2 separate regions of the Homo sapiens genome follow, and region 1 is linked to region 2. A link is an interaction called in ENCODE POLR2A ChIA-PET data of the cell type or tissue named here. Cell type or tissue: Panc1. All regions are shown on one strand. Links, peaks and the distances in the headings refer to the core of each region. The heading gives the core; the rest is flanking DNA. Region 1 holds the start of LOC124902730 (a long non-coding RNA gene). Region 2 overlaps CCDC83 (coiled-coil domain containing 83).

The links. ChIA-PET counts read pairs that join two places held together with the same protein. Peaks named below come from ENCODE experiments on the same cell type or tissue, not always from the same donor. Only the 100,000 strongest peaks of a DNase experiment are listed, where the experiment ranks them.
Region 1: POLR2A ChIA-PET joins it to region 2 with 6 read pairs; 2 of 35 experiments call an interaction of 5 or more read pairs at or near these places.

The regions. Positions count from the first base shown.
Region 1 is chr11:86,049,242-86,065,859 of GRCh38, reverse strand. The region is part of intron 1 of PICALM (phosphatidylinositol binding clathrin assembly protein); the gene reads left to right. LOC124902730 (a long non-coding RNA gene) reads left to right here and starts at 1,984. Exons shown (of 2, transcript XR_007062822.1): 1 at 1,984-16,618. In Panc1, for the core only: no CTCF peak of the experiment used is centred there; no DNase peak of the experiment used is centred there; H3K4me3 peaks cover 128 bases.
Region 2 is chr11:85,866,259-85,882,876 of GRCh38, reverse strand. It overlaps CCDC83 (coiled-coil domain containing 83), which reads right to left. Exons shown (of 11, transcript NM_001286159.2): 3 at 9,582-9,666; 4 at 202-364. Among named protein-coding and RNA genes, the nearest start is that of CCDC83, 19 kb to the right of the region's middle. In Panc1, for the core only: no CTCF peak of the experiment used is centred there; no DNase peak of the experiment used is centred there.

The DNA.
Region 1 (16,618 bases), core at 1,360-3,859, 190 kb before region 2:
AAGTGATTATTAATAATTCATGAATTATGGCTTAATTCATACTACATTATATACTTACTGAAGAAAGATTTTTTTGCTTTGCTTATACTGTAGGTGTTAGTGGATAATAGTGTTGACTAGCATCCCTAGTGTGAAAGAGTTGTCAAACTTGAAATATGTTTGTAAAAATAAACACGATTTCCGTTTAATCTTAGGCCTTTAGTAGCCATAATCAAGGTAGAGGAATAGCAGCCCTTATATTTGAAGAACTTCAGTTTTCCAGGCACTTTCTCATCATCTCATTTAATCCTGTCTCACAGCTGGAGGTGGGGGCAATTCATATACATAGAAAGTAGCTTCTAATTCCATTTAGCAGTACAGAATGCTTAAAAGAACCATAATTATTGCAGGATAGAAAAAACAAATTTTTTTTTTTTTTGAGACGGAGTCTCGCTCTGTCGCCAGGCTGGAGTGCAGTGGTGCGATCTTGGCTCACTGCAACCTCTGCCTCCCAGGTTCAAGAGATTCTGCCTCAGCCTCTTGAGTAGCTGTGACTACAGGCGCATGCCACCACACCCAGCTAATTTTTGTATTTTTAGTAGAGATGGGGTTTCACCATGTTGGCCAGGATGGTCTGGATCTCTTGACCACATGATTCGCCCGCCTCGGCCTCCCAAAGGGCTGGGATTACAGACGTGTGAGCCACTGTGCCTGGCCCACAATTTTTAATTTATAACTTCTTAATATAAAAATCATTTTTATCTGATCTTACAATCTTTAGTCTTAACCCCACCCCTTTTTTTGGATACAGGGTCTTGCTCTGTCTCTGGTGTGCAGTGGCAGGATCATGGCTCACTGCAGCCTTATCCTCCTCAGGCTCAAGAAATCCTCCCACATCAGTCTCCCAAGTAGCTGGGACTATAGGCATGTGCCACCACGCCTGGTTAATTAAAGAAACTTTTTATTTTTGGAGAGATGGGGGTCTCCCTATGTGGCCCAGGCTGGTCTTGAACTCCTGGGCTCAAGTAATCCTCTTGCCTCAGCCTCCCAGAGTGCTGGGATTACAGGTGTGAGCCAGCATGCCTGGCCCTTATCCTATTTTTTGATATGAATTCTTAATTTTCTTTATTCTTATTTACTATCGTTGGACATTTATATTTTGACATATTTCACTGAAATGTAATATTTATACTAATGGCTGTAATGTCTCCTTTTTTTTTTTTTTTTTTAAAATGAGGTGGGTCTTACTCTGTTGCCCAGGCTGGAGTGCAGTGGTGGAATCACATCTCACTGCAGCCTTGACTTCCCGGGTTCAGACAATCTTTCTGAGTACCTGGGACCACAGGCATCTGCTACCACGCACAGCTAATTTTTAATTTTTATACAGACAGGGTCTCCTTGTGTTGCTCGGGCAGGTCTCAAACTCCTGGGCTCAAGGATCCTCTCTACCAGCTGAGCCTCCTAAAGTGCTGGGATTATAGGTGTGAGTCACCATATCCTGTATGTCTCTGTTTTTTAATTCATATTTTCCCCAGTTAATTTACAGGGACATTTCATTTCAACCACTGCCTTATCTTTTCTAAAACAAAATCAAGATCAAGTTCTTACTAAGCATCCATTATCAACATATCTCTGGTCGATACAGCATGGTTATTTGTATGTTGTGAACTGGATCTAGAAATTGGAAATAAGTTTTTAAAAAGTAGGATTTGAATATTTTGCATATGTAGAATTTGTATTTGGGCTAGTGGTTTGTGTAACTACATTAAAAATGCGTATAACATACCAGACTGTACCTGAATTAATTCCCTTTTAAAGCACAAATGGTTTTTAATGTCTCAGTTAATAATATCTTATGGGTGCTTAGTTTGCGTATTGTCAAGAAGGATCTGGTAACTAGGATGTGATTTCTAAGAAGATGCATGTAAGGAAGAAATAAAGTAGAAGATCTGTCCCAGGATATCTTTTATTTAAAAGTAAGGTAACTGGGACTTTTTTTTTTTCCAAAAGGATCTTGTTTTAAGAAGACAGTTATTTTGTAATTAATGTCTGGGCTTCCTATTCTTTCCTGTAAGAATTAGTCATATGATTTATATTTTCATTTTTCATTATCCTTACTAGTCTTTTAGTAGTTTTGCAATACAGAAAATAGAAATAGAGTTATCAAAGTGGTAGTAATGAGTAAGATTTGATCACACATGTCAAATGCCTGAGGCATTTTATTTATTTTTATTTTTTCTGTCGCCATGGCAGAACAGAATGCCTGAGGTATATAATAAAATTCACAAATGTATCCTTTTTCCTCCCAGATATGTCTAGTTAAGTTTCTGAACAGTATGTGTTTTAAAAGAGGAACTCTAAAGAGAACTTAATATTCAACTATTTTTTGTAGCCGCTTATTCATAATTAGCAAATGAATTCTGAAATACTTTTGTAATTATTGTTCCCTGATGGATTTATTTGCTATGTTAAGAAATAGTATAAGACTTTGGGCATCTATATACCTTTTGTGTTTACTGAATATTTTATATATCTGGATAATTTTTAAAGGTGTCTTTGAATTTAAAGTTACTATGGCAGGTGAGAAGTGAAACACTTCATAAGATGTGATTGACATTTTTCTTTCATACGCTTTGTGAGACATTTATATGAAACATTTACTTTGATGTTTAAAAAACACTGATTGTTTAAAAATAATCTATTTTAATAATCAGAATTGCTTTCATTTAAAAATATTTGTTTATTTGGCCATGATAATCATTTAGAATAGTTAATGTGAAAGTTCACCGTAGACATAGTTGTTTCTCCTTTGTTTTCTTCAGCTCTGAAATGGTTAATTTCATGGTTTCTCACTTAAAATAAAGAAGTAAGAAAAATAAACTTACAGGCTTCTTGGCAAGAGGTTAGAGCCCTACCAGGAAGAAGTAGCCTTAGACTTTCAAAGTAAAGTCTTAGTATTTGCTCTTCCTGTTCTTTTGGTAGCTAAAGTGGCATTTCCGTTACTTTGTGTTCTGTCTTAGTATGTTCCCAGTTAAACTGCTTTATACGTTTCTCTAGAGAATCAAAATTTTGGACTTGACCTTTTAGTATTTTGTATGTTCACTGTGTATGTGAATCATTTTGGGCAGTTAGATAGTTCTTTAAAAGAGAATCTTGATGAACCTAAGCCTTTGTATTAAAAATTATGTTCAGAGTTGTGATTTGTTAGATTATCAGAAAATGAAGGATTTCTCAAGTTATATTATTATCAAGATATATTATATCCCCCACGAAAGTGGTACATTTGTTAAAATTGATGGACCTACATTCAGACATCTTTACCACCCAAAGTCCATGGTTTACATTAGGGTTTTTTTTTTTTTGAGACGGAGTTTCGCTCTTGTTGCCCAGGCTGGAGTGCAGTGGTGCGATCTCAGCTAACTGCAACCTTTGCCTCCTGGGTTCAAGGGATTCTCCTGCCTCAGCCTCCCAAATACCTGGGATTACAGGTGCCCACCACCACGCCCAGCTAAATTTTTGTATTTTTGATAGAGATGGGGCTTCACCATGTTGGCCAGGCTGGTCTCGAGCTCCTGACCTCAGGTGATCCACCCACCTCGGCCTCCCAAAGTGTTGGGATTACAGGCGTGAGCCACTGCGCCCGGCCAAGGTTTACTCTTGCTGTTTGTATGTTCTATGGGTTTGGCCAATTGTATGGCACATATCCACTGTTGTAGCGGTACAATGTTTATCTGCCCTGAAATACTCTGTGCTCCCCCTCGCCATCCCTTCTCTTCCCCAGCCACTGGCAACCACTATTTTTTGTTAACTGTCTCCATAGTTTTGCCTTTTCAAGATGTCATAGTTGGAATCATACAGTCTATAGCCTTTTCAGATTTTCTTTTTTCACGTACTAATATGCGTTTACGATTTCCTCAATGGCTTTTCACGGTTTGACAGCTTTTTTTTTTCTTTTGCACTTGACTATTCTATTATCTGGATATACCCGGGTTTATTTGTCCATTTACTTACTGAAGGACATCTTGGTTGCTCCCTAGTTTTGGCAATCGTGAATAAAGCTGCTATAAACATCAAACATCTGTGTGCGTGTCTTTTGTGTGGACATAAGTTTTCAGTTCGTTTGGGTAAATAGCAAGGAACACAGTTGCTGGATCATATGGTAAGAATACCTTTAGTTTTGCAAGAAACCTCTAAACTGTCTTTCAAAGTGATGGTACCATTTTATATTCCCACCAGTAATGAATGGGAGTTTCTGTTCACATTCTCACCAGCATTTGATATTGTCACTGTTAATGGGTTTTGGCCATTCTAATAGGTGTGTAGTGGTATTGTTTTAATTTGCATTTTCCTGATTATGTGACTTTTTTTCATATGCATACTCGCCATCTTTATATCTTCTTTAGTGAGGTGTCCGTTAAGGTCATTGTCCTGTTCTTAAAGTCAGGTTCTTTGTTTTCTTATTGTTGAGGTTTGAGAGTTGTTTATTTTGAATAACAGTCCTTTATCAAATGTGTCTTTTCTTTTCTTTTTTTTTTTTTTTTTTTTTTTTTGAGATGGAGTCTTGCTCTGTCTCCCGGGCTGGAGTGCAATGGGGCCATCTCATCTCACTGTAAGCTCTGTCTCCCAGGGGTTCAAGTGATTCTTCTGCCTCAGCCTCGCAAGTAGCTGGGATTACAGGTGTCTACCATCATGCCTGGCTAATTTTTGTATTTTTAGTAGAGATGGCGTTTGACCATATTAGCCAGGCTGGTCTTGAACTCCTCATCTCAGGTGATCCGCCTGCTTCAGCCTCCCAAAGTGTTGGGATTACAGGCATGAGCCACTGAGCCCGGCTATCAAATGTATCTTTTGCAAATATTTTCTCCCAGTCTGTGCCTTGTCTTTTTCATTCTCTTGACAATGCCTTTCACAGAGCAGAAAATTTTAATCTTAATGAAGTCCAGTTTAGCAGTTCTTTCTTTCATGGGTCATGCCTTCATCATTGTATTTAAAAAGTCATCAACAAACTCAAGGTCATCTAGATTGTCTTCTATGTCACCATTTGGGAGCTTTATAATTTTGCATTTTACATTTAGGTCTGTGATCCATTTTGAGTTAATTTTTGTGAGTGTAATGTCTGTCTCCTGATTCATTTTTTTTTTTTTTGCCTGTGGATATCTAGTTGTGCAGTACTATTTGTTGAAAAGATTATCTTTGCTGCATTGTATTGCCTTTCTCCTTTGCTGGCAGTGGTTCTTAAGGTGTGGTCTGGGGACTTTTGGGGGTCCTCAAGACCATTTCAGCAAGTTTGTGAGTTCAAAACTGTTTTCATATACTAAGACATTATTTGCCTTTTCTATTTTTATTCTTTCAAGAACCACTGTACAGTGGAGTTTTCTAGAGGCTGTGTGATGTGTGTGTGATATTGCCATAGGTTGAATGTAGTAGCAGATAATGATAATTCAACTATTTCCTATTAAACCACAAAATAGAGTTTTGCCAAAATGTGAAACAGTGCCACTCTTCTAAATTGTGGGGTTTTTTGAAAATACTGTTATTTTTCAAATGAATTAATGTTGATAAATTTATCAGTTTCAGTTTCTAACAGTAAATATTGGTAGAGAACCCCCACATGAAAGCTCTTGGCTCCTCAATTTTAAAAGTGTGAAGGTTCTGAGACTAAAAAAATGCACCTTTAGGGATGAGTGTGTATTAGAAGGGACAAAAGAGTACTCAAAGAGGAACTAGATCTAAGGGATCCTTTGAATTCTCAAAGTAATTTTGGATTTGATTTTGTAGGTAACAGTGCCTCAACTTTTGGAAGATTTCAAGCAAGAGATGTGGTATCATAATCCCTATGTCCACTTTATGTCCATAAATAGATTGGAAGGAGTGTTCAGTATGACTTGGAAAGGAAACTGCTGGGGCAAAAAAGTCTTAACAATAATATTTAAATTTTTTTCCCAAAGGCCTTAAAAATTAGTTATTAATTGGAACTCTTGATTATTTGTCCTCTCTCTTTTTTTTTTTTATGTCAAAACTATCCTTTTTTGTGAAAGTTAGGCAGGTTAGGTATCAATTGTGCCAAAAGTTCTTGACTACCAAACCGTTAGCCTTTGCACATATGATTCCTTGGACTAAAGACAGGGTCTGGCTCTGTCACCCAAGCTGGAGTGTAGTGTCATGATCATGGCTTACTGTAACTCTGAACTCTTGGGCTCAAGGGATTCTCTTGCCTCAGCCTCCTGAGTAGGTAGGACTACAGGTGTGTGCCACCATGCCCTGCTAAAGAGAAAGGGGTCTCTTTCCTAGGCTGGTCTCGAACTTCTGGCCTTGGCCTCCCAAAGTGCTGGGATTATAAGTGTGAGCCACCATGCTCGGCCTCTTTTAAACTGTCTTTACCTTGCTCCCATTAATATTCACATTTAAGGTAACCGCTTTCATAAAAACATCACTGAATAACTCCCCCTGGTCCTGTCAGTCCAGCATTATTCTCACCATTTATAGAGTTTCAAATATTGTTAAACTGTAGTGGCTATCTTGCTTTTATGTATTTTGGGTTTATGCACATTTCCTCCACAGAATAGGAATTGTTTTCGGTATTGTTCTCTATCTCTTCTCCAAGTACCTAGTCAGCAACCCCCCATGGGTGCTCAGTAAATATTGAATGATTATACTTAACCTCCCTTCATAGCTCAGACTATTCCATGAACAATTTATGGACATAAAAATCTATGCCAGTAGACATTTAAGGATATTTTTTATGGTGACTATGGAAATTGCCTGGTTACAAATTTATATATAGAGTCAGTAACATTGATAAAAACATAACAAATTACTGTTTCATGGAACTCATGAGGCATTAAGAGGCTTATTTAGTTTTGTTTAGATACAAGGTAGTGTCTTCCAAAACATTGTTACTTCAAAATTTTTGTAGCTGCTCCAGTTGAACACTATATTAAAATGCACATTTTTGAGGACATATTCTTGAAATTAGGAATGTAATTTTTAAGAATTAAACAGAGGACCAGAAATAGATCTGAGGAGTTTATCAGAGCTGCTTCCTTGCACAACTCTAGAAGGTGCCTGTCACACCTTTTTGTATGAAAGGTGCCTCCTAGAGTATAACTGTACAGTAGACTCATTTTTGATATAAGAAGGGATAAAGCACACTTAACAGATGATATCAAAATGTAAAAGAAAAGAAGTGTCTGTTTTAGAAGGAAGCTGTATGAGATAATAGGCAAAGGTTAGGGTGGTGGTAGCAATGGTGGTAAAAATAGGATCACTTAATCTAGATTACTTAATCAGTAAGTTGATTCCAGGGGCCAGTGGGAATTGCTGAAAGTTTCATCTGAATACATGGAATTTTTAGCAGTGATTAGGGGAATGGTGCTGGTATTTATAGCCATGAACTTATTACTTGAAAGCATCCTAGGGACCCAAGTCTTAATCAAGGGGCAGTTCTTCCAAGTAGTGGTTGAGGAAGTTGGGTATGCTTTCCAAAACTTCTTTCCTCACTAAAGATTGCAGATATACTCTGTAAGTGACTTCACAGAATATACTCAATTGTCATATTTTAATTTACATGTTTCTTCTGATTATAGGTCCCACGTGATTATAAGTTCTGAGATCAAGGGTCATCTTTGTGGGGGTGTGTGTGTGCACTTAAAATTTTATGTGCTGGTAATAGTTATCTTGTGGATATTTAAGAAATAGGAATGTGTGCCATATTTTAAATACACCTTATATGCAAAAATTTTAATGTAATTTAAGTATATCGCAAAAAATAAATAGCGGGTGGTATTCACACTGCAGAGGATTGGCAAGTCTTTTTAATATACTTCAAACAATTGTTGGCAGAAATCCGCCTCATGCACTGTATTGAATAATTTGAAACATTAGCATTTAACTAATCCAAAGCTAAGATAAAGAGATTTTGAGGTGAGGTGATAAATATATGCGGTTGTCCTTCAGTATCTATAGGGGATTGGTTCCAGGACCTCCCACAGATAAGAAAATCCAAGGGTGCTCAAATCCCTGATGTAAAATGACATTGTTTGCATATAACCTATGCACATCTCCTGAATACTTTAAATCATCTCTAGGTTACTTAAAATGCCTAATACAATATAAGTGCTACATAAACAGTTGTTATACTGTATTGTTTAGGGAATGATGACAAGGAAAAATGTCTGCGCATGTTCAGTAGAGATGCATTTTTTTGGTATATTTTCGATTCATGATTGAATCCATGATAATGGAACCCATTGATATGGAGGGCTAATTGTGTGTACATACACACACACACACATAATTTTTTATTCATTATTTATTTATTTATTTATATGTTTGTTTGTTTTTGAGATGGAGTCTTACTCTGTTGCCCAGGCTGGAGTGCAATGGCACGATCTCAGCTCCTACAACCTCTGCCTCCTGGGTTCAAGCGATTCTCCTGTCTCAGCCTCCCGGGTAGCTGGGATTACAGGCGCGAGCCACCAGGCCCAGCTAATTTTTGTATTTTTAGTAGAGACGGGGTTTCACCATGTTGGTCAGGCTGGTCTCAAACTCCTGACCTCGTGATCCGCCTGCCTCTCGGCCTCCCAAAGTGCTGGGATTGCAGGCGTGAGCCACCGCGCCTGGCCCCACACACATAATTTTCTTTTTTGCAATTATTTATTTTTTTTCCCTTTTAGAGTACACATTTTTTTGCAATTTTAAAATTGAGACATAATCTACATAACATAAAATTCAGTTTTAAAGTAGAGAATTCAGTGTTATTTAGTATGTTCACAGTGTTGTGTGCAACCATCCCCATTATGTAATTCTAGAACATTTTCCATCACCCAAGAAAGAGATCCTGTATCTGTTAACGGTCACTCCTAAGCTCTCCTCGGCCCCCCTGCAACCATTAATCCACTTTCTATCTATGAATTTTTCTGTTCTGTACATTTCGTATTAATGGAGTCATACAATATGTGGCCTTTTGTGCCTGGCTTCTTTCAGTTATAATGTTTTAAAGGTTTGTCCTTGTAGCACATATCAGTACTTTATTCATTTTTATAGGTGAGTAATACTCCCTTGTATAGTTACCCACATTTCATTTATACCTTCATTAGTTGGTGGACATTTGGGTTGTTTAGCCATTTGGGCTGTGAAGAATAGTACTGCTATGAACATTCACATACAAGTTTTCGTGTGAACATATTTTCAGTTCTCTTAGGTATATATCTAGGAGTAAAATTACTGGGTTATATGGTAATTCTGTGTAACTTTTTGAGGAACTACCAAACTGTTTTCCACATCAGTGACACTGTTTTACATTCCCATCAGCAATGTATGAAGATTCCTGTTTCTCCTCTACTTTCTTGCCAAACTTGTTATTTTCAGGATTTTAGTTTTATGATTTTTAAAAAATAGTCATCCTAGTGGGTGTGAAGTGTTATGTCATTGTGATTTTGGTTTCCATTTCCCTAGTGGTTAATGCTGTTTAGCATTTCTTTATGTGGTTATTGACTATTTGTATATCTTTGGGAAAATATCTATTCAAGGTCTTTTGCCTGTTTTAAAATTTGATCTTTATGTATTCTGGATACCAGAAGAGTACTTTACATACCTCACATACTAGATCTTTATATGATTTGTAATTTTTTTCCCCATTCTGTGGCTTGGCTTGTCACTTTCTTGATACAATGTCTTTTAATGCACAAAAGTTTTAAATTTTCAAGTCTAATTTTTCAAGGGTTTTTTCTTTTTTTTTTTTTTTAAAGACAGAGTCTTGTTCTGTCACCCAGGCTAGAGTGCAGTGGTGTGATCTTGGCTCACTGCAACTTCGCCTCCCAGGTTCAAGTGATCCTCCCACCTTAGCCTCCCGAGTAGCTGGGACTACAGGCATGTGCCACCATGCTGGCTAAGTTTTTGTATTTTTAGTAGAGACAGGGTTTTTCCATGTTGGCCAGGCTGGTCTTGAACTCCTGACCTCAAGCGATCTACCTGCCTCGGCCTCCCAAAATGCTGGGATTATAGACGTGAGCCATCACACTCTCACCCAGCCTCTGATTTTTTCGATTGTGCTTTCGATATATCTAAGAAATCATTGGCTGATTCAAGGTTATGCACCTTTACAACTCTAAGAGTTTTAGGAAGAAATTTTAGCTCTTAGATTTAAGATTGATCAATTTTGAGTTAACTTTTGTATATGGTATGAAGAAACACATTTGTATTAAGGAAAACCAAAGATATTTGGGTTTTTAATCTTTTGAAGTTGACATGGAATACAACTCTACTACCTCTGTGTAATGTGGAAATGGAATTGTGCAGGAGAAAAATGTTACTTGATGGCAATCTCCATGACTACTGGGTATAGTTTGGTGATGGATAACTGGAATTATTTGGGTCATTCTTTCAGCTGGATAAACCACTTAATCTGATCCAGTTTATATTTTTTACATTTTCAGAATAGTCTTAGATATATGAAGAAGGTAACAAATAGTTGCATGACTATCAATAAGTTGTTTTGGTCCACAAATAATAGTGTCATTGTATGTTTCCATGGTATCTTTTTTTTTTTTTTTGAGACGGAGTTTTGCTCTTGTCCAGGCTGGAGTGCAGTGGCACGATCTAGGCTCACTGCAACCTCCGCCTCCTGAGTTCAAGCGATTCTCCTGCCTTAGCCTCTCAAGTAGCTGGGATTACAGACGTGTGCCACCACGCCTGGCTAATTTTGTATTTTAGTAGAGACGGGGGTTTCACCATGTTGTCCAGGCTGGTCTCAAACTACTGACCTCAGGTGATCCACCCATCTCAGCCTCCCACAGTGTTGAGATTACAGGCATTAGCCACCACCCCCAGCCAGCAAGCAATTTTTTAAAGGTAGATTTTTGCCAACATTTAAAAAAAATCATATTTTTTTTGGAGTGCTAAGGAAAAATGGTGACAGTCCAGAAAATATTATAAAGATGAGTGGGCCAGGCACAGTGGCTCACGCCTGTAATCCCAGCACTTTGGGAGGCCAAGGTGGATGGATAACCTGTGGTCAGGAGTTCAAGACCAGCCTGACCAACATGGAGAAACCCCACAGCCTGAGCAACAAGAGTGAAACTCCGTCTCAAAAAGAAAAAATGAGTGACACTTGATTCTTACCTTAAAAGGAGCCTGAGATCTAATAGTGTAAAATGTGCAAACTAATAATTGATTATAATACATTAAGGTAAATGCATAATAAATTTTTACATAAAGATCAAAGTAGGAGAGAGTAATTAACTTTGAAGGAGGTTAGTAAAGACCTCACAGAGGGGAGGTAACAGGAACTTTAAGGATGAATGGTGATTTGCAGATGATAAGCAGTGACATGGGGCAAAAAAGCGCTTTATGGTGTGTTTGTGGGAAACTGAATAGTTTTGTGTGGTAGAATGCAAAGTGTTAATGGGAGTAAGGGGAGATGAGGCTGGAGAGGGAGCTCTTAAAGGAGCAGGACTTGTCTTGATAAACTCTGGGCTCTTCAGTGCCATCCTCCGTCTTCATTTTAGAGCCCTCCTTTCTCCCATTTATTAGCTGCTTCCCTAGCTTTAGATACCAGTGCTGTGAAACTAGCAATGTATTTTTTCCTTTTCACACATAGTTTGTAGTGAGGTTGTTGAGAAAGACAGGAAAGAAGGAATGCATGATTCTGTTGGCACATGTGCAGGGGGCTAAATATACCTTGCCACCCAAAATTGGACCTCCGAATGTTGTTATACATAGTGTTTGGCTCTCCAAATAAGTAAAATCAGGCATACTGTGAACTCATGGCTTTTGTGGGCTTGTCTGGGAATTGAGCTTTTATTGAGTTCCAAATTTATGAATGAACTTAACACAAACTATCTTATTGGGTGATAGTATGAATAAATAAGATTTGTTAAATCAGTTTGAAGTCAGTAAGAATCTTCGTGGCCTGTTTGATTTAATTAGTGACTTTTATATATCTGAAAATGATATATTGTCACTTGTGCATTTTTAAAGCTGGATTTCTACCAAACAAGGCTTTGTTAGTCTTGGATGGGTGCTTTGGCTCATCCCTGTAATTCCAGAACTTTGGGAGGCCGAGGTGGGCAGATTGCTTGAGTCCAGGAGTTTGAGACCAGCCTGGGTGACATAGTGAAATCCCATCTCTACTGAAAATATAAAAATTATTTGGGCATGGTGGCACACACCTGTAGTCCCAGCTACTTGTAATGCTGAAGCGGGAGGATCACTTGAGCCCAGGAGGCAGAGGTTATAGTGAGCCGAGATCATGCCACTGTACTCCAGCCTTGGTGACAGTGAGACCCTGTCTCAAAAAAAAGACTTTATTCGTCTTAAGGAAATTAATATGCTCATTAGCATTACATATTGAGTCTTGTTAAAATAAAACTTTAGACAAATTAAATTTGGCAGTTAATTTGAGCAAAGAAACAATTCATGAATTGAGCAGCACCCTGAAGGAGTAAAGGTTCAGAGAGTTCCACCCAGCAATGTGGATAGTCAGGATTTATAGACAGAAAAAGAAGTGACATCCAGACATAGTCTGATTGGTTACAGGTCCACGTTTGTGTCCACGTTTGCCTTATTTGGACATGTCTGAGCAGCTTGCCGCTTGTGATTGGCAGAACGCTTAGCCTCGTTACAAGAATATACTCGAGTTAGGTTGCAGTTTTAACATACTGAGGTGCAGTTCCCTGCTTATGGAAGCAGCTTTAGGCCAAATTTAATTAACAGTGTCACTATTCAGGTTGTGTTGAGATTATTGTGAAACACTAATCTGTCCTCAGTCTAGTAGGGTAGATGACGTATGCAGATAGCTGTATTGCCAGACAATGTGAGATAAGTACAGATCAAATGATGTTAAAAATCAGATAAGAGAGATACTGCTTTTGATAAGGGAAGATAACTGGACCTTAAATGATAAGTTATTAGGAACACTAGGCATTTCAGGTGGAGGAAAGAGCATGAGCAAACATTTGTAGACAGGAAGCTGAAATTGTGTTTGAGGAACAAAGAGATTTGTAAATGGGGTGCTTTTGGACTGTGAGAGGGACAGGTTGGGTGCAATGAGAAATACAGTCGGAGCAATTGTCTGAGGCTAGATTGTGAAGGGAGTATGACTTTTAATTATATGACCTTTAGATATAGCTTTTTGGCTACTGTAGGTCAAGTTGGACCATAGTTAGAGCCAATTTTTCAAAATTACACTTTATCTGTAGTTTCTGCTGCCAGTGTGAAAACAGGAAAGGCAAGGAGTTTTGCTGATCTGGAAGCTGAGATGAGATTTTGCTGCTTCAAGTTTTTGTATTAACTTTATTATAGAATGAATGAATGGTGGCAATTACTGAGGTTTGGGGATTTCCGAGTCTCTAGATTGCACAGGAATCATTGAAGAAGTCTTCTCAACAGAAATAATGTAAACCTAACTTTGATCTGAAGGAAGAAATTTTATAAAAGAAAGGAAACTTTCAGTCTTCAGGGATTCACAAAGTCTGATAAAAATTGGTGTATTAGTCTATTCTCGTGCTGCTATGAAGAAACACCCAAGACTGGGTAATTTATAAAGAAAAGAGGTTTAATTGACTCACAGTTCTGCATGGCCAGGGAGACCTCAGGAAACTTACAATTATGGCAGAAAGGGAAGCAAACATGTCCTTTCTCACATGATGGCAGGAGAGAGAAGTGCCCCTTATAAAACCATCAGATCTCATGAGAACTCACTCACTATCATGAGAACAGCATGGGAGAAACTGTCGCTATGATTCAGTTATCTCCACCTGGTCCTGTCCTTCACATGGGTATTATTACAACTCAAGGTGAGATTTGGGTAGGGACACAGAGCCAAACCGTTTCAGTTGGTTTAGTTAGGACATACAAAATGGGGAGAATAGCTAACCTTTAAGGAAACCTTTCTATGTCTTGGGCAATTGACATGCATTGTTAACACAATGTTTATACAAACCTATTCATCAGATAGTCTTATTGGCTTTATTTTCCACATACTTAAACCAAAACACTATTAGTAAGAAGACATAGAGAATAAATCTGACATTTAGATGGCGATGAAGAACCTTGACTAGAGGTCAGGCAATCTGAAGGGGAGCTTCTTAGCTCACAGAAAACTTATATGGAATGAGATATAGATAGGAGAGAGCTTTTCTTTGAGGAATATAATTTATGTAAATATGTAAGATTACATTTTGAGATGTCAACTTTCTATACTTTTTTTCTTTTCTTTTTGAGATGGAGTCTCACTCTGTTACGCAGGCTGGAGTGCAGTGTCGCGATGTCAGCTCACTGCAACCTCTGCCTCCCAGGTTCAAGTGATTCTCCTGCTTCAGCCTCCCAAGTAGCTGGGACTGTGAGTGCACGCTACCATGCCTGGCTAATTTTTGTATTTTTAGTAGAGATGGGGTTTCACCATGTTGGCCAGACTGGTCAGGAACTCCTGACTTCAAGTGATCCGCCCACCTCCATCTCCCAAAGTGCTGGGATTACAGGAGTGAGCCACCACTTTATCTTAAGATAAATTTTCCATATGCTTCAAGAGGAGTAAGCTCTAACTGGAATGTAGGGTACTGACCCTAGCTCCATATGACCTCACAAAAATCTGTTACTAAAATAGTTTATTTTCTAAATTACCTTCTTACTCTGTTATTCTGTGATGCTATAATTGTGCTCCTTTAGCTTTTTTTGTTGTAGGCTTGGTCCTTTGGAAACGAATACCAGAAACAGTTTCTCTCTGAGCCTTTGCTTCATTCTCCATCAGAGTATTCTGTCCCATTTACTACTATATCATTATTTGAAAAACAGTTTGAATTTGCATATCTTATTATCATTGGTAGGAATAGGTGGCATTGTCTTATGTGATTCTTGTTTTAGGAGGAAATGGGCAACAAAAATGTGAATTTTCAGCTGGGTGTGTTGGTGCATCCTTGTAGTCCCAGCTACTCAGGTGACTGAGGTGGCAGTATTTCTTGAGGCCAGTAGTTTGAGGCCACCTTGTACAACATAGCGAGACCACATCACATAAAAAATAATAACAATAAATAATTTTTTTCCAGTGTGTATCTTGGATGTAAAAAAAAGGGAGTTTCTTTCTACCTTTATTAAAAATTGTCTTATATGTGTTGCCTGTTGTTCATATTGGGGGATCAGCTGAGGGTGTGTAAGGAGCATCACTAATCCATCACCATTTATGTTCTACCACAGTGACATAATCTTAAAATTATTAAGTGATGAATTGATGGATAATTGCTTCACCTTATTTTTATCTCTTCATTTTAATTCTTCAGAAACACAGAAATGTAAACATTATTATTGTTGCCAGGATCCTTAATTTAATTTGCATGATGGAAGGACTGTGTTTCTTAAATTATATGAATGCTGTGTATATGTATTGTAGAATGGGGAATTGCATGTATCTGTTTAATATTAGAAATCTGTAATAGGTCAAGGCTGCATCAGTTTTTGTGGCTGTAATTGCTTGCACATTTTTGGCTTATAAACTTTTGTGTACCAGTGACAACCATTAAGAGCCAGAAAAGTTTGCTTTTACTTGCAGTACATGTACATCTAGTTTTGAGTTATTTGTCAAAAAAGGGTGAACTTTCTTTTTGGCTTTTTTTTTGGGGGGGCCTTTTGTGACTTGAAATTAAGCAACTTACTGATATAGTTTTTTTTTTTTTTTTTTTTTGAGACAGAGTCTTGCTCTGTTGCCCAGGCTGGAGTGCAGTGGCGCGATCTCTGCTCACTGCAACCTCCGCCTCCTGGGTTCAAGGAGTTATCCTGCCTTAGCCTCCTGAGTAGCTGGGATTATAGGCTCTCATCACTACGCCTGGCTAATTTTTGTATTTTATTTTTAGTAGAGATGGGGTTTTGCCATGTTGGCCAGGCTGGTTGTGAACTCCTGACTTCAGGTGATCCACCCACGTTGACCTCCTAAAGTGCTGGGATCACAGGCGTGAGCCACCTCACCTGGCCTGATGTAGTTTAGAATAATCTTTAGTTGTGTCCAATATGTAGTTTTACCTAGCAAACTCGTTTTAATTGTTGGTACCTTTTTTTTTTTTTAACTTCTCTAAGTTCATCTACCTTCAGATTGCATCTTTGGAAGGGGATGGGCAGAATTTTGGAAGGTAGCAGTTCTCTTAGATGAATAGAAAAGAGGCCAGGCATGGTGGCTCACGCCTGTAACCCCTGCACTTTGGGAGGCCAAGGCAGGTGGATCACCTGAGGTCAGGAGTTTGAGACCAGCCTGGCCAATATGATGAAACCCCGAGATTGCGCCACTGCACTCCAGCCTGGGTGACAGAGTGAGACTCTTTCTCAGGGAAAAGGAAAAAAAAAGGGAAAATAAAAGAAAATGAATTTCTCCAATTAACAGTTACTGGCTTTATTTCAGGCGAGCTGTCATGGGGGAATTTGTCTGGTTTTGAGATATAAGATCAGTGTGAAGATTTATTGATACATACAAAATGGAGTGGGTTGCTCTGCAATGAATTTGTGTGTTAAAACTGAATATCAAAGATAAAATAAGTTAACTGGATAGTTGCATTTGATCTTTTGGTATGGAACCGGAGTAAAGATCTGATTTATGTTTTTTTTTGTTTGTTTTTTTGAGACAGTCTTGCTTTGTCACCCAGGCTGCAGTGCAGTG
Region 2 (16,618 bases), core at 8,616-11,115:
TGCTTGGCTTCATTACCTCTACCCACTTTATTATTTCCCTCTCCTGCCCATTTACCTACATGTGTTTGTGGCTGCGGTGGTAATGATGCCGTTTAAAATACACTTAACAGCATTTTGAACATATTGGAAGAATAAAGCATTAATATATTCAAGAAATAACTTGGCACAACTCTATGATAGTTTTCTATGTTCCTAAATCACCTCTCAAGTTTTTTTCCTGGTCTCTTTCAAACTTCCATTTTTCCTTCATCGCTTCTTCAACATCCTCTCTTGTTACAACTGGCAATCCCTCTGCCTTCTCTTCACTCAGTTCCTTTAGTAGATGCCGTATGTGCCAAATCTGTTCTTCTTTTAAGCGGCTATTCTGTCATGAAAATCAACAGTAATTCACGTTTGATCAACTATGTACACTATGTTTCCTCAAAATAGAGTCAAGAAGTTCCCGGCCTTTGGGTATCACAGGAAGGCAAGTGGGAAGCCTGGACTTCTACTTCCATCAGACATTATGAGGTGGTATCCCTACTTCCCCTGGCAGAGCAATGCCAGTAAAAGCTAGGTAAAACAGAAGATTACAAATAAGATCTAGAGTCTTATGACATTATTAAAAAAATGTCCAGGTTTCAATAAATCACTCATCATACCAAGAACCAGGAAGATTGTAAACTAAATGAAAAATGACAATATGTAGATGCCAATACTAAGGTGGCTGACATTTTAGAATTATTATTATTATTATTATTTTTGTTTTTTTAGAGATGAGGTCTTGCTATGTTGCTATGCTGGTCTGAAACTCCCTTGACCTCTCAAAGTGCTGGGATTACAGGTGTGAGCCAGCAAGCCTGGCCTATAACAAAAGATTCATGTTACTGGAGTATTAGAGGGAGAGAAAGAGGGCAGGACTGAAAAAGTACTCAAATAAATAATGGCTGGAAACTTCCCAAATTTCCAAGAGACATAAACCTATGAATTCAAGAAGCTAAGCATACCCCAAACAAGATAAGCAGAAAGAAATCCATGTTAAGACACATCATAATCAAACTTCTGAAAACTAAATACAAGGGAAAAGTCTTAAAAGCAGTCAGAGAAAAACCACACCTTACCTATAGGAGAAAAACAATTAGCATACAGGGCATACCTAATTAGAATATCCAAAATCTGGGCAGCGTGTGGTGGCTCATGCCTGTAATTCCAGTGCTTTGGGAGGCAGAGCTGGGGGGATTACTTGAGGCCAGGAGTTCAAGACTAGCCTGGACAACATAGTGATACCCTGTCTCTACAAAAAATTTAAAATTTAGTCAGGCATGGTGGTGCTTGTAGTCTCAGCTATTCAGGAGGCTGAGGAGGGAGGATCACTTTAGCCCAGGAGTTTGAGGTTACAGTGAGCTATGATCGCACCATTGCACTCCAGCTTGGGTGACAGAGAAAGACCCAGTTTCAAAAAATAAAAATAAGAAAATTCAAAATCTGAAATGCTTTAAAATCTGAAACTTTTTTTTTTTGGGGGGGGATGGAGTCTTGCTCTGTCACCAAGGCTGGCGTGCAGTGGTGGGATCTTGGCTCACTGCAACCTCCACTTCCCTGGTTCAAGCGATTCTCCTGCCTCAGCCTCCCAAGTAGCTGGGATTATAGACGCCCACCACCATACCTGGCTAATTTTTTTTTGTATTTTTAGTAGAGACGGGATTTCACCATGTTGGCCAGGCTGGTCTCGAACTCTTGACCTCAGGTGATCCATCTGCCGCGGCCTCCCAAAGTGCTGGGACTACAGGCATAAGCCACTGTGCCCAGCCTAAAATCTGAAACTTCTTGAGTACTAACATGATGCCACAAATGGAAAATGACACACCTGATGTCATGTGACAGGTTGCAGTCAAAATGCAGGCACACCAAACACAGTTTATTCAGCATCCCCAAGGGGAAAATAAAGTTAACTTCAGGCTATGTGTATAAGGTGTATATGCAACATAAATGAATTTCATGTTTAGACTTGAGTCCCATCCCCAAGATATATCATTCTGTATATGCAGATATTCCAAAATCTAAAAGAATCTGAAATTGGAAACACTTCTGGTCCCAAGAATTTCAGTTAAGGGGTACTCGAACTATGTCAGCATATTTTTCATCAGAAACCATGCTAGCTAGAAGAAAGGTAATAGGAAGTGGCACATTATTTTTTATGTGATGAAAATAAAGAACTGTCCATCTAGAATGCTAGACCCAGTGAAAATATCTAACAAAACATGTATAGGACTTGCATAGTGAAAACTAGAAAACGCTGATTAAAAAAAAAATCAAGATCTGGGCCCAGCACAGTGGCTCTTGCCTGTAATCCCTGCACTTTGGGAGGCCAAGGAAGGTGAATTGCTTGAGCTTAGGAGTTCAAGACCAGCCTGGGCAACATGGTGAAACCCCATCTCTACAGAAAATTTAAAAATTAGCCAGGTGTGGTGGTGCATGCCTGTAGTCCCAGCTACTTGGAAGGCTGAGGTGGGAGCCCAGAAGGTTGAGGCTGCAGTGAGCCGTAATTGTGCCACTGCACTCAAGGCTGGTTGACTGAAGGAGATCCTGTCTCAATAAATAAATTAATTAAATAAATAAAAATAAAACAAGATCTAAATAAATGGAGAAACATATCATGTTCATGGATTGGAAGACAGCATAGTAAAGATATCCCAATTTTGATATACAGCTTTAATATAATCCCTATGTAAAGCTTAGTAAGTTTTCTTTGGGTCAGGGGGCAAATATATACAAGATAATTCTAAAATTTATATGGGAAGACAAAGGAAACAGTATAGCTAAAATGATTTTGAAAAACAAGAATAAAGTAAGAGGAATTAATTTACCTTATTTCAAGACGTATTATATAGCTATAGTAGTCAAGACTATGTGGTATAGACAGAGGGGTAGGCATAGAGATCAACTGAAGAGAGTAGAGAACTCAGAAACAGACGCACACAAGGCAGGGCGCGGTGGCTCACGCCTGTAATTCCAACACTTTGGGAGGCTGAGGCGAGCGGATCACCTGAGGTCAGTTCAAGACCAGCCTGGACAATATGGTGAAACCACATCTCTATTAAAAATACAAAATTAGCCGGGCATGGTGGCAGCTGCTTGTAATCCCAGCTACTGAGGAGGCTGAGGCAGCAGAATCGTTTGAACCCAGGAGGTAGAGGTTGCAGTGAGCTGAGATCATGCCACTGCACTCCAGCTTGGGCAACAAAGCAAAATTCTATCTCAAAAAAAAAAAAATTGTTAATCCTCAAACTTATCCTTATCAAATTTTACTTTATGTATTTTGAGGCTCAGTTATTAGGAGAAAGTGGTACCTCATTGTGGTTTTTATTTGCATTTCTCTAATAACTATGTTGAGCATCTTTTCATGTGCTTGTTAGCCATTTGTATATCTTCTTTGGAGAAATGCCTATTCAATGTCGAACTGATTTTTGACAAAGGTATGAGAGCAATTCAATGCAGGAAAGAGAGCTTTATCAACTAATAGTGCAGACGCAACTGGACATCTGCAGGTAGAAAAAAAAAAGAAGAATCTTGATCTAAGCCTCACACCTTATACACAAACTAACTCAAAATGGACCATGATTTAAATGTAAAAGGTGAAACTACAAAAATTTTAGAATAAAACATAGGAGAAAATCTTTGAGATTTAGGGCTAGGCAAAGAGTTTGAAAACTTGACACTGAAAGCATAATCCATAAAGGAAAAATTGATAAACTGGACTTCATTAAAATTAAAAACTTTTACTCTGTTACAGACCTTTTTGTGAGGATGAAAGACAAACTACAGACTAGGAGAAAATATTTGCAAATAACATATCCAAGAAAGGACTAGTTTTAGAAGATTATATATATACGTAAAACTCAAGAGTACAAAAAGTCTAATTATAAAATTAGCAAAAGACAGGCACATGAAAAGATATTCAACATCATTAGCCACTAGGGAAATGCAAATTAAAACCACACTAAGATATTACTACACACCTACCAGAAGGCTAACATAAAATAGTGCATAGCGGCATCACTAAATTCTGAAGAGGATGAGGAGAAACTGGATCCCTCTTATATGATGGTGGGAATGTAAAAGGTACAGCCAGTTTGGAAAGTAGTTCAAGTTTCTTTAAAAACTAACGTGTAACTATCATACTACCCAGCAATTGAACTCCTGGGCATTTATTCCAAAGAAATGAAAACTTTTGTTCTTAAAAATACCTGTCCATGAATGTTTATATTAGCTTTATGTAAAATGTCCAATAACTGGAAACAACCCAGATGTCCTCCAGGTGAATGGTTAAACAAACTGGTACATCCCCACCATGCTGCTAGTCAGCAATACAAAGAAACTAACTGATAACACACACAACAACCTGGATGTACCTCCAGAGAGTTATGCTGAATTTTAAAAAGCCAAGTACCAAAAGGTTACTTATTGTATGATTCCATTTGTATAACATTCCTGAAGTGACGTTATAATAATGGAGAACAGAATAATGGTTGCCAGGGTCTAATGAGGGGGCAGAACTGGGAGGGGAGTGAGTGGCTTTAAAGGTCACATGAGGGATACTTGTGGTGATGGAAATCTTCTGTATCTTGACTTTCCATGTTAAACTTGTCAATATCCTAGTTATAATATTGTACTGTGATTTTGTAGTATGTTATGAGAAGCTAGGTAGTAGGTACATAGGAACTTTCTATCATTTTTATATCATTTTTATAACTATAAGTTAATCTATACTTATTTCAAAATGAAGTTTAACTAAAAAATGAAGGCCAATGAATATTAACAACTGAAAAATAAATAATTTACTACTCTTTAACCAATTCTCAGATATTTTATTTTCTGAAATGAAATAGATTCATGTTTTGTTTGCTTATAAATAAATTGAATTATTTTAGTTTGACATGTTATTTTAAAATGAAATATTTATAGAAACTTGAATAATAGCAATGGAAATATCACTTGCCAAACTATTGCTCTGCTACTACTTTTTCTTAATATGGACTTTTCCACTTATTTTTGTAGAAGTGGAAAATTCCTTTATCAACTATGTTTTGAATCCTAAGTAAAGATATCTGATTTTACTTATGTTAGTTAATTTTAGTAAGACAACAGTGGCCTCTAAATTCAATCCCAGCTCAAAAATATTTACCATGATATACAGGCAAAAAATTCCAAAGAGTGGTAATTTTAAAACCACTACATACAAGTGACAAAGAAATGTATATAATATACAAAGAAATTTTAGTTTTATTTCCATACTTGACACAATACTTCTTAAAATAAATCCAGATCTCCTAGATCAAATATTTAACACAATGACTATTCTTTTCAAGCATGTGATATTTTTCATTTACAAAATTTAAAAAAAATTGTTTAATTTTTACCATTTTAGAGACAGGATCTTAGTCTGTTGCCCAAGCTGGAGTACAGTGGCATGGTCATAGCTCACTGTAACCTCAAACTCCTGGGCTCAAGCATCTTCCTGCCTCAGCCCCCTGAGTAGGTGGGACTACAGGTGCACACCACTGCACCTGGCTACTTTCTACAATTTTTTGTAGAGACAGGCTCTCACTATGTTGCCCAGGCTGGTCTCAAAACACCTGGCCTCAAGCGATCCTCCTGCCTTGGCCTCCCAAAGTGTTGGGATTACAGGCATGAGCCACTGTGCCTGGCCTGCATAAGCATTATTAAACACTATTTGACATTATATATAAATTTAATATCATCTATATTAATTTCCCAAACCCCATATGAATTTTGAATGGAAGGAGAATGTGTCTGATAGCATTTGACAGAATTCAATGTCTCAAAAATTATTTTGAGTAATATACAGAAACGAAATTTAGTTAGCTGTATCACTAATGTGCTAAAAATATGTTTATCCTACAAAGTGAGGTAAATAATTACTATTTAAGGTAAGAATAATTATCACATTATAAAAATGGAAAAAGGATATTCAGTAAATAAGCTACAAAAAAAAGATTGATTTTGTTTTCATATAAAGTCATGTCATGCTTACCCTTTTAACTTTTTAAGACTCATAAGAACAAGAAAAGAGGCTGGGTGTGGTGGCTCACCCCTGTAATCCCAACATTTTGGGAAGCTGAGGCAAATGGATCACTTGAGGTCAAGAGTTTGAGACCAGCCTGGCCAACACGGTGAAACCCTGTCTCTACAAAAAGTACACAAATTAGTTGGGTGTGGTGGCGCATGCCTGTAATCCCAGCTATTTGGGTGGCTGAGGCACGAGAATCCCTCGAAACTGGGAGGTGGAGATTGTAATGAGCAGAGATCGCGCCACTGCACTCCAGCCTGGGTGACGGAGTGAGACTGTCTCAAACAAACAAATGAAAAAACAAGAAAGGAAGTTGCCAAAACAGAGCAGAGAGTTCCAATCTACTATTCACCTTACTTTCCCCAGTGATAAGATTCCACATAACCATAGTACATTATCAAATCCAGGAAAGTGACATTAGTACAATGTTATTAACTAAGCTAGAGACTTTATTCATTTCCGTTTGTACATACACTCATTTTTTTTGGTGTACAATATTATGAAATTTATCAAATATAGATATGAAAATTATTAACAAATAGATGGTTATTTGAAGCCATAGTGTTAAGTGAGATGACCCCAAAAAGGAGTGAGAGAAAAGGGTTGAGATCAGAACTCTGCTAAATGTGATAATTAAGGGATGGGTCTAGGCAAAGAGCAGTGAATGAAAAATGAGAAGAAATGGTCAGTGAAGTAGTTAAGTTGCAGTGAGGTCCTGGAACCCAAAGGAGAAAAGGGTTTTAAGATAAAGGAAGTGGCTGCTGGAGAGGTGAGAGGTAAAGAAAGGACTAAAAAGAGTCTATTGGACCTGGCAAATTGGTCATTAATAACTTTTGCTAGAGCAGTTGTGGTGGAATAGTAGGAATGAAAGAATGAATGGAGAGTAGGGAAGTAGACAGAGTGAACTACGGAACATCTAATGAGGTAGGTGGAGCAATGAATGCAAACTGAGAGAAAGATAATAAATGGGGTGATAATCCAAACAGAACTAAATATACATAGGAAGAGATGATGTGTAGGAAAGAAGAGGGGCATTTCTGATTTTGAAATAACTGAAGAGAAAACATGAGTCATGTTAAATATCTATGACCTCAAAACATTTTTTCTTCCACTAGTGTTAGCATGAATCAACTCAACAAATATTTATTGAACACCTACTTAAGCTGGACTCTTCTGGAGAAACAAAGAAGTAAGACTGGATTGCTGCTGTCTAAAAAGCTTGCTGTTTAATAATGGAGATATAATTTTACACAATATTCCAACTTAGGTTGGGGGAATGAAAAGGAGCTAACCAAGAAAAAAGCATTCCAGGAAGAGGAAACAGCATGAGTAAAGGCATAAATAAATAGATTGGTTTTTCAAGATTTCAAAGAAGAGATGGTAAGCAAAAGGTGGAGCAGTGATAGAGGCAGGAGGCAGACAAATGCCTAGGCAGATGGGGCCGGTCCCCAGTGAAATCCAACCTTCAAGCTGGAAACAGTCCTGGGTAAATCCTCCAACCATATTGATAACCCGCCTTCCTGTTTGGCGAGCTTTCCTCTGATTGGTCCTCATCCTTCACCTATTTTACATATACCTACCCTTTCCTAATTGGTTTTCTACACTATTGTGCCCACCCTAACATTTTTTGCATGCTCAGAAACCAATCAGCACACAGTCTCTACTCTGAACCCATAAAAATCCCTGGGCTCAGCCATATTGGGAACTTTCCTGCCTTTGGGTAGGGGGACCACCCCTGCATCCCCTCCCTGCTAAAAGCTGTTTCATCACTCAATAAAACTTCCCGCCTTGCTCACTCTTCGCATGTCTGCATGCCTACCTCTTCCTGGTTGTGAGTCAAGAACCCAGACCTAGCTGAGCTAAGGAGCAAAAAATCCTCCATCAGCAGCTGGAGACAAGGTTTGAGAGGTGAACAGGGGTCAGATTTTGAAGGGCGCTGAAGACTTTAGTAAAGACGATAGATTTTATTTTCTGTGCAATAGGAAGCCACTGAAGGATGTTAAGAGATGAGAGGTAAAGTTTAAGGACTAAGAAGAGTCTATTAGACCTGGCAAATTAGTCATTAATAACTTTTGCTAGAGCAGTCGTGGTAGAATAGTAGGAATGAAAGAATGGACCTGGTTTACAATATTCAAAAGGTAATTTGGTTGCACTGTGGAAAATGTACTTTGAGGGAAGGATGAGTAAGAGATGGTGGTTTAAATTACAGCAATAACAACATAAAAGGAAAGAAATGGATGATATTCAGATACAGAGTTGTAGTTAGAATCTGTCTTTCCTTGCTCCTCACTGCTGGGTCCACTAATGTGCATTCTTGAGCCAATCTTCATGGAAACAAGAACTTTAACTATTTCTGGCTCCAAATGATGGGCTAAGGGGAAAATGATTACTCAATCCTGATTTGTTTTACTTTCCACAACCAAGTCCTGATCTACAAGTCCCTGTGCTGATCACTGGAGGATGTGCATGGGTGCATCGATGGGACTTACTTCTCTTTAGTGCTCTGGATCTCATGTGGAGCCTGCATTCAGGCACCAGGCCAAACTGAGCTTCTGTTTTAGTCCCTATTACAAGTGAATGAACCTTAAGAATCGTGATAGTGTCAGAGTCACAGTTATATTACTGGCTTGTCTTATCCACTAAATATGTACTGAATGAACAAATAAATTAGCCCTATGGGGGAGACAGGAATCCCCATTTTACAAGAGTGAAATTGAGGCTCATACCAAATCTGACCAAAATGACATCAGCAGTAAGCTGTACAGTCAGGATGCAAACTCAGGTCTCTGACTCCAGGCTCTACTAAAATTTGTAGATATATTCTTTTTAGACAGAAGCCAAAATAAAACAGTTAGCTGTGAAAGTTTCAGGGCCCATATAAAATAAATGTGTTAAAAGGGGGCACTCTCAGTATTTCATCATTCATGAGATACCTTGAGGGATAAATTGTGTTAATTATCATTGATTGCTCCCAAACTTTATTTCTGTTGATCTTTAGTCCCGATAGTCATATATAGCACCTTTTTGATATTCATTTTAATCTGATTTTATAAAAACAGTATATCATCTTAAATATGCAATTACTAATTTTAACAACTGAGATTGTGCTTTTCAAATGGTATTTACATACGCATACTCTCTGAAAATCTAAAAGAAAAAAGACAAAGAGATTTAAAATGGAGAACCAATGTTTTATGGTTTGGTTAAATAAAAAGTCAAAAGATAAATGTGGTTTCAAAACTTTAAAATTTTGAAGTTAAGATTCAGTGTCTTCAGGGTCTAAATAACATAATTCAACCCAACTTCCACTGACATTATAACTAATATAATGGGAACAGCAGTATCCTTCTGCCTCACATGTATAAAGAAACTTAAATAGATTGTAAATCAATCAATTCCAAGCTTTGAAGAAGATAATTTCCTAGAGTATATTTCACCATAATCCACAATTTTTTAAAGCATGAGTGTAAATATTTAATGACTATATATAGGTTCTAAATTTTATACTCACTCTTTCATGATATTTTTGGTTCTTTTTCCTAAGTGTCTTTATTTGAAACATGAATTGCTCCACGGCATCTTCCTTTATTTGACATCTGAGAATCAACAAAGATAAAATGTGTTAGAATCATTTATCTTAGGAAATGAGAAAAAATTTAAAAGGTATTTGAAGTGAATTATTAAATGTATTATGAAAACACATTTAGGGATAAAAACCTTTCCTAAACGGTTTTGTGTTTCTGAATCTATTTTACTCACTAAAATATATATTGGAGAGAAAACTTCAAAGTTGTTTGTTTTTTTTTGAAAAAAAAATCCCTGTTCATGTTTTATAGTCATAATTTTATACTTTCTAATTGTTTATAAATAATTTAGCCTAAAGGAAAACTAGGAGTGGGCATACAGAAAACATGCTTTCTAGAATTCTAAAAACATTTAGACAAAAACGACGAACAAATCTAAGACTTTATAAGGGCAAGCACACCTTCTTGAAATACTAAGGTAAACTAGGCATGCCTATTGGTTCAAGTTCATTAGTGTGCCATCTCTTCTACAAATAATAAAAACTTCTTTCCTGGCACAAATACATTTCTTTAACACTCAACAAGTATTTGTTGAGTGTCTGTAAGGTATGAAAGAGAGATAGAAAAGTGCAGAAAGACTTTCTTATAGGCTATTTGATAGCTATTTGAGGTGTTAAGTATAGTGTATCTCTTTAAACATGTGCCAGGCATGGTGGCTCACACCTGTAATCCCAGCACTCTGGGAGGCCGTGGCAGGTGGATCTGGGTTTTTGTTGTTGTTGTTGTTGTTGTTGTTTTGAGATGGAATCTCGCTCTGTCGCCCAGGCTGGAGTGCAGTTGCATGTTCTCGGCTGACTGCAACCTCTGCCTCCTGGGTTCAAGCGATTGTCCTGCCTCAGCCTCCCGAGTAACTGGGATTATAGGCGCCTGCCCCCACACCCGGCTAATTTTTCTATTTTTTGTAGAGACGGAGTTTCACCATGTTGGCCAGGCTGGTCTCAAACTCCTGACCTCAAGTGATCTGCCCGCTTCGGGCTCTCAAAGTGCTGGGGTTACAGGTGTGAGCCACCGTGCCCGGCCAGCAGGTGGATCTCTTGAGGACAGGAGTTCCAGACCAGGCTGGCCAACATGGCAAAACCCTGTCCCTACTAGAAATACAAAAATTAGCCAGGTGTGGAGGTGAATGCCTGTAGTTCTAGCTACTCGGGAGGCTGAGGCATGAGAATCGCTTGAACCCAGGAGGCGGAGGTTGCAGCAAACCAAGATCATGCCACTGCACTCCAGCCTGGGTGACAGAGTGAGATGCAGTCTTAAAGTAAATAAATAAAATAATTTTTAAAACTTTATAGTATATCTTGTATCACTATAACCTAATAAATCTTATAACTTTAAATCTGAGACCAAAATAAGGCAACAGAAGTGTGTTACCTAAACCCTTTGGCTCAATTAAAAACAAAATAAAACAAAAACAGAAATATAGTACCTCTGTAGTAGAGTGAAGAGTAGTTAAAGAATGAGAAACTCTGGTTTTAAGTCTTGCCCTTATCACTTCTTGTCTACATGATCTCAGGCAAGTCAATTCCCTGGGCCTAAATGTCCAAGCAGTCAAATGGGATAAAAATACCTAGCTCTGCATATTATCGTAAGGATTAAAATAAGAAATCATATGTGAATGTTTCTAGCATAAAATAAATGCTTAGTAAATTTCAGTTGAATTAAACCTTATATCCTTAGCCCTTTCCCCCAAACATCAATTATATTTGTGACATTGTATACTCATTAGAGAGAAAAACTAGGCTCTTTCTTTCCCAATAATGAGAAAATGCAACATTAAAAAAAAATCCTTTACTGGTCAAAAAAAAGCTCGTTTGGATACTATGAAACTTGAATTTTAGAGCTGGTTTTCCAGTTCTCTAAGGATATTTAACCTCCAGAAATAAGAGGATTGATGGAGATGAACTCTATGCTTCCTTTTCAGTTACAAAATTCTGCAATTTAAATGGACCAATATTCCCTTTCAAACAGTCATACATACAATGTAGATTTAAAGAGCTGAAAGGTGCCCAGCATTGTTTTAGGCATTATAGAGATTGTTTGTTTGTTTGTTTGTTTTTTTGAAATAGAGTCTTGCTCTGTCACCTAGGCTGGAGTGCAGCAGCATGATCTCGGCTCACTGCAAACTCCCCCTCCCAGGTTCAAGCGCTTGTCCCACCTCAGCCTCCCCAGTAACTGGGATTACAGGCACACGCCACCACACCCAGCTAATTTTTGAATTTTTTGCAGAGACGAGGTTTCACCATGTTGGCCAGGCTGGTCTTGAAATCCTGGTCTCAAGTGATCCACCTGCCTCAGCCTCCCGAAGTGCTAGGATTATAGGCATGAGCCACTGCGCCTGGCCTACAGAGATAATTTTGAACAACACCTTCATGATCCTTGCCTTCAAGGAGTACCTTTTACTGGATAATAAGAAGTAAACACATAAACATATTGAAACATATTGTTTACACATTATGATAAATACCATGGGGAAAATAACAGGATATAAGAAGGACCATAAATGGAGGGGACTACTATAGTAGATAGGGCAGCCTCCACAAAATAATAAGAAAATAAGGCTCTGTGCTGCCCAGGCTGGGCTTGAACTCCTGGGCTCAAGGAATCCTCCAGCCTCAGCCTCCCAAGTAGCTGGGGTTACAGATGTGCACCACGACACTTGGCTCATCTTTGACTTCTTACCTAAAGCTTACATTTGTGCAAAAATTTTGAAGGAGTGCCTTTTCTACCTCCCGTTTTTCAGGAGATTAAAAAAAAAGTATTATAAATGAAAATTATCTGAAAAGAACCTATGCAAATGTGCAAATTACTGACATAATTTCTGCAGTTATAAATCTATTAATACTACTTCTTTACATGGGTAGAGCAGGCAAATGAATCTCAAGATGTGGTCTTCATTGGTTAAACTGAGTCTACAGATGGGCTCGTTAATAGACCAATTCCCTGGCTGCAGCTGAGAGCTTTCCTTGGTGATGACTGAGCATGCAACGATTGGGCTGGAGACCATGTGCAGCCCCAGCCCCATTGCATGGGTCATATTTATACTAAGCAAATTATTTGCTGTTTATCTGAAACTCATATTTAATTGGGCATCGTTTATTTCTATTTGCTACAACTGGCATCCCCACACTTAAGCCCACCACCCCTCCCTCAGAGCATTTAGGAGCAAATGGCCTCAGGCTTTGTCTCTTGTCCATTTGTGGAGTGAGCAGTTCAGGATGATGTGAGTGGCAGCAGCAGGCCTCAGTGGGGAATTCTGAGATGCCCTAAATGCTTTGGCAGCTTCACTGGCCCGCTTGTGGAGCTTATGGTAGCTGTGGGTCTAATTTAGCTGAGCCTGTCTTTGAAAGCCACTTCAGCCTTCTCTGGCTTCATGAAAAGGTGTGTTTTACCAGGAAGCAGATGAAGCTTAACTTCAGAACTCAACACTATTATGGGGACTTCAAGCATCATTGTTCCTTATACACTTTTTTCCTTTTTAATATCTCCCCCATCTACTCAGTGCCCTAGAATCTGACATGTCACACTAGGTGCTGAAGCAAGTGGGGTGATAATAAAGCAATATACATTAAAGCAGTTTGAAAAGGTTATGGCACTATTCTAAAGCACAGTGATATTAAATTGTTAGTAAGACAATATGTCACCTTTCCCCCACTCTCTATATTGTTAAAATGTTAGTAATGTGTCAATGTTCCCCCCACCCATGCAATTTCATTGAAAATTCTGGGAAGGAAAACAAATAAATTTGAATTCCAAAAAAACTATATTTTTGTGTTTTTTTCTTTAAACCTATAACCATACCCACATGTTTTTATATCTCTATCCATATTCATTGTAGAAAACTGGGAGACAACAAGTATAAAGGAGAAAATAAAAACTACCGTTACTTAGAGATGATCACTTTATAGATTTAGTATTGGTTTATAGATTTAGTATCAGTTCTTCACAAACAACCATAGAAGTTCATGACCTTATGTTCCGGGAAAGAGTTCCTATATCCATGAAATTACCTGATAAAAGGGCAGGATTGCTTTGTTACAAATGTTTTCAGAATATTTGAACAATTTATACTCACCAGTGGGTAAGAAAGAGCTTGTTTATTGGTGGGCATTTCATCACTGAGTGTTAGTACGTTAAAAAATTTGTTTCCTGTATCAACAGGCAAAAATAACATTGTATTTGTTTTCATGAGTGTGATTTTGCTTTCAGACAAGATCCGACAACATTTACTCAACAAAGAAACTCTGAGCTCATACTATAAGGCTGTGCTAGATACTAGAGGTACAGAGATGAGTAAAGAATAGTCTTCAAGGAGCTCACAGTTTGTTGAGGGAGAATGAAGCACACATGACCTGCCATATTTTTTCCTTCACCTCAAATATTCTAACTGCCTTATTCATATAAAAACACAAATCTGGGCTGGGCGCAGTGGCTCACGCCTGTAATCCTAACATTTCAGGAGGTTGAGGTGGGCTGATCCCTTGAGCCCAGGAGTTTGAGACCAGCCTGGTCAACATAGGGAGACCCTGTCTCTATAAAAATAAACAAACATGGCTAACACCTGTAATCCCAGCACTTTGGGAGGCTCCCAGCACTTTGGGAGGCCAAGGCAGGAGGCCAAGATCAGGAGTTCAAGACCAGCCTGGCCAACATGGCAAAACCCCATCTCTACTAAAAACACAAAAAATTAGCTGGGTGTGGTGGCACATGCCTGTAATTCCAGCTACTGGGGAGGCTGAGGTGGGAGAATTGCTTGAATCCAGGAGGCGGGGGTTGTAGTGAGCCGAGATCATGCCACTGCACTCCAGCCTGGGTGACAGAGTGAGACTCTTGTCTCAAAAACAAACAAATCACTGATCCAAATAAACTTGACTTTCAAAAAAATCTATATCATAATCTCCATTTTTTCACTCACGACCATATTCTCACCCGTTTCTATATCTATATCCATACTTATTGTAGAAAACGGGGGGCAAGACAAGTATAAAGGAGAAAATAAAAACCATCATTATTCAGAGACGATAATTTTATAGACTGAACATTGGTAGTATCAGCTCTTCACAAACAACCATAGAAGTTCATGACTTTCTTTTCTTGGGATAAATTTGAAAAAAGTTCAGTTGCTCAAAAACCATGAATTAACTATCTACTATGTGCTCACTGCTTTGTTAGGAGCTGAGAGAGATATAAGAGGCGCCAGGGAACTCCTGGACAATCCTTCCTCAGATGGTGAGAGGAAATGTCTTGGCTATGTGTCATGTGACAACAGTTCTGTCACCGAGGAACACATGGAATGCATAAACTGTCATCAGTAGAGCATGGTACAGCAAGGCCTTGGCTGTTCCAGTCCATGAGATTATTTATTTAGTTTTACCAAATACAAAAGAACAAGGGTATGAGATGTTCAGTTTATAACTTGCACTAGATCATGAGAATTTTTAAACGTTTGCCTTTTTGTAAACCTTTGTTAAAGAGGAGAAAGACTGGTTTCTGGTCCACCCAAAAGAGAGAAAAACAGCTGTTAACTGGATGTCACCAGTTACACCATGGGAGCAAATTAGAGACCAGGTTACATTCACAGAGCTTGGCTTTTTGTCCACCTCTCCTAAGATGAGATGAACAAAGTTTTCAGTTATGTTGAGAAATGAGTATGAATAGTATCTAGTTATTAGTTAATGTTATTTCAAGTAGAAAATAAAAGGAAACAGGTGAAAGCCTCTTCTCTCTTGGTGTTCTGATCCCTTCACTCAATCCTAAAAAGTTCATACGAATATATTGGGATCTCCAAAGAAGGAGACAGATTTTCCCTGAATGTTGTTAAGGACAACATACATCTTTTATGGTACATTTTTTAAAATAAATCCTTCTTTTAGATTTTAAAATCTAAAATCCTTCTTGGCCAGGTGAGGTGGCTCATGCCTGAAATCCCAGCACTTTGGGAGGCTGAGGCAGGAGGATCGCTTGAGGCCAGGAGTTTAAGACCCAGCTCTACCCAAAATTAAAAAATTAGCTGGGCCTGGTGGTGTATGCCTGTCTTCCCAGCTACTCAGAAATCTGAGGCAGGAGGAACACTTGAGCCCAGGAGTTTGATACTGCAATGAGCTATAATCAGGCTACTACACTCCAGCCTGGGTGACAGAGTGAGACTCTGTCTTTAAACAACAACAACTCTCTTAAACAAAGACCTAGTCACTAGCATCATGGGCTCTCCATCTTCAACTTTATACTCCTCTAATAAAAACCCAAGTGTTCTTCTTGATCTGACCCTTGCCTAAATCACCAGCATCTGCTCTTGCCCTGCCTCCCTCACCCTCCCTTTTCTCAGTTTCTGGCCTGTGATAAGCTCTTTCCTACCCTCCTGTCTTCCATAAGTCATGCTCTTCACTGCTCTGAGTTTCCATAATGCCTGTTCCTTTTCCAGAAATCAGCTCAAAGCTTTCTCAAACAAGTTTTTCCTAACTCCTCTGACTAAAGTCCTTTAGTTACACTGTTAAACAGCACCCTACAGTTTTCTTTTATAGTACCTTTATTATAGCCATGTTTTTTTCTGTTTTTTTTTTTTGTTTTGTTTTTTTGAGACAGGGTCCCTCTCTGTCACCAAGGCTGGAGTGCAGTGACACAATCATGGCTCACTGTAACCTTGACCTCCCTGGGCTCAGGCAATCCTCCCGTCTCCACCTCCTAAATAGCAGGGACTAATTTTTATTTTGTAAAGATGAGTTTTCATCATGTTACTCAGGCTGATCTCAAACTCCTGGGCTCATCCACCTGCCTTGGCCTCTCAAAGGGCTGGGATTATAGGCATGAGCCACCATACCACCCTGTCATTTTTTTTAAAGCTCAAATTAGTGGTTTATTGTCTGTCTCCCATGCTTCATCAAGGCAGGGACCATGTGGTCCTGTTTGCTGCTACATTCCAGTACCCAGCACTTGACTTGCACTTGGTAAACACCCAAGTATTTATTGAATA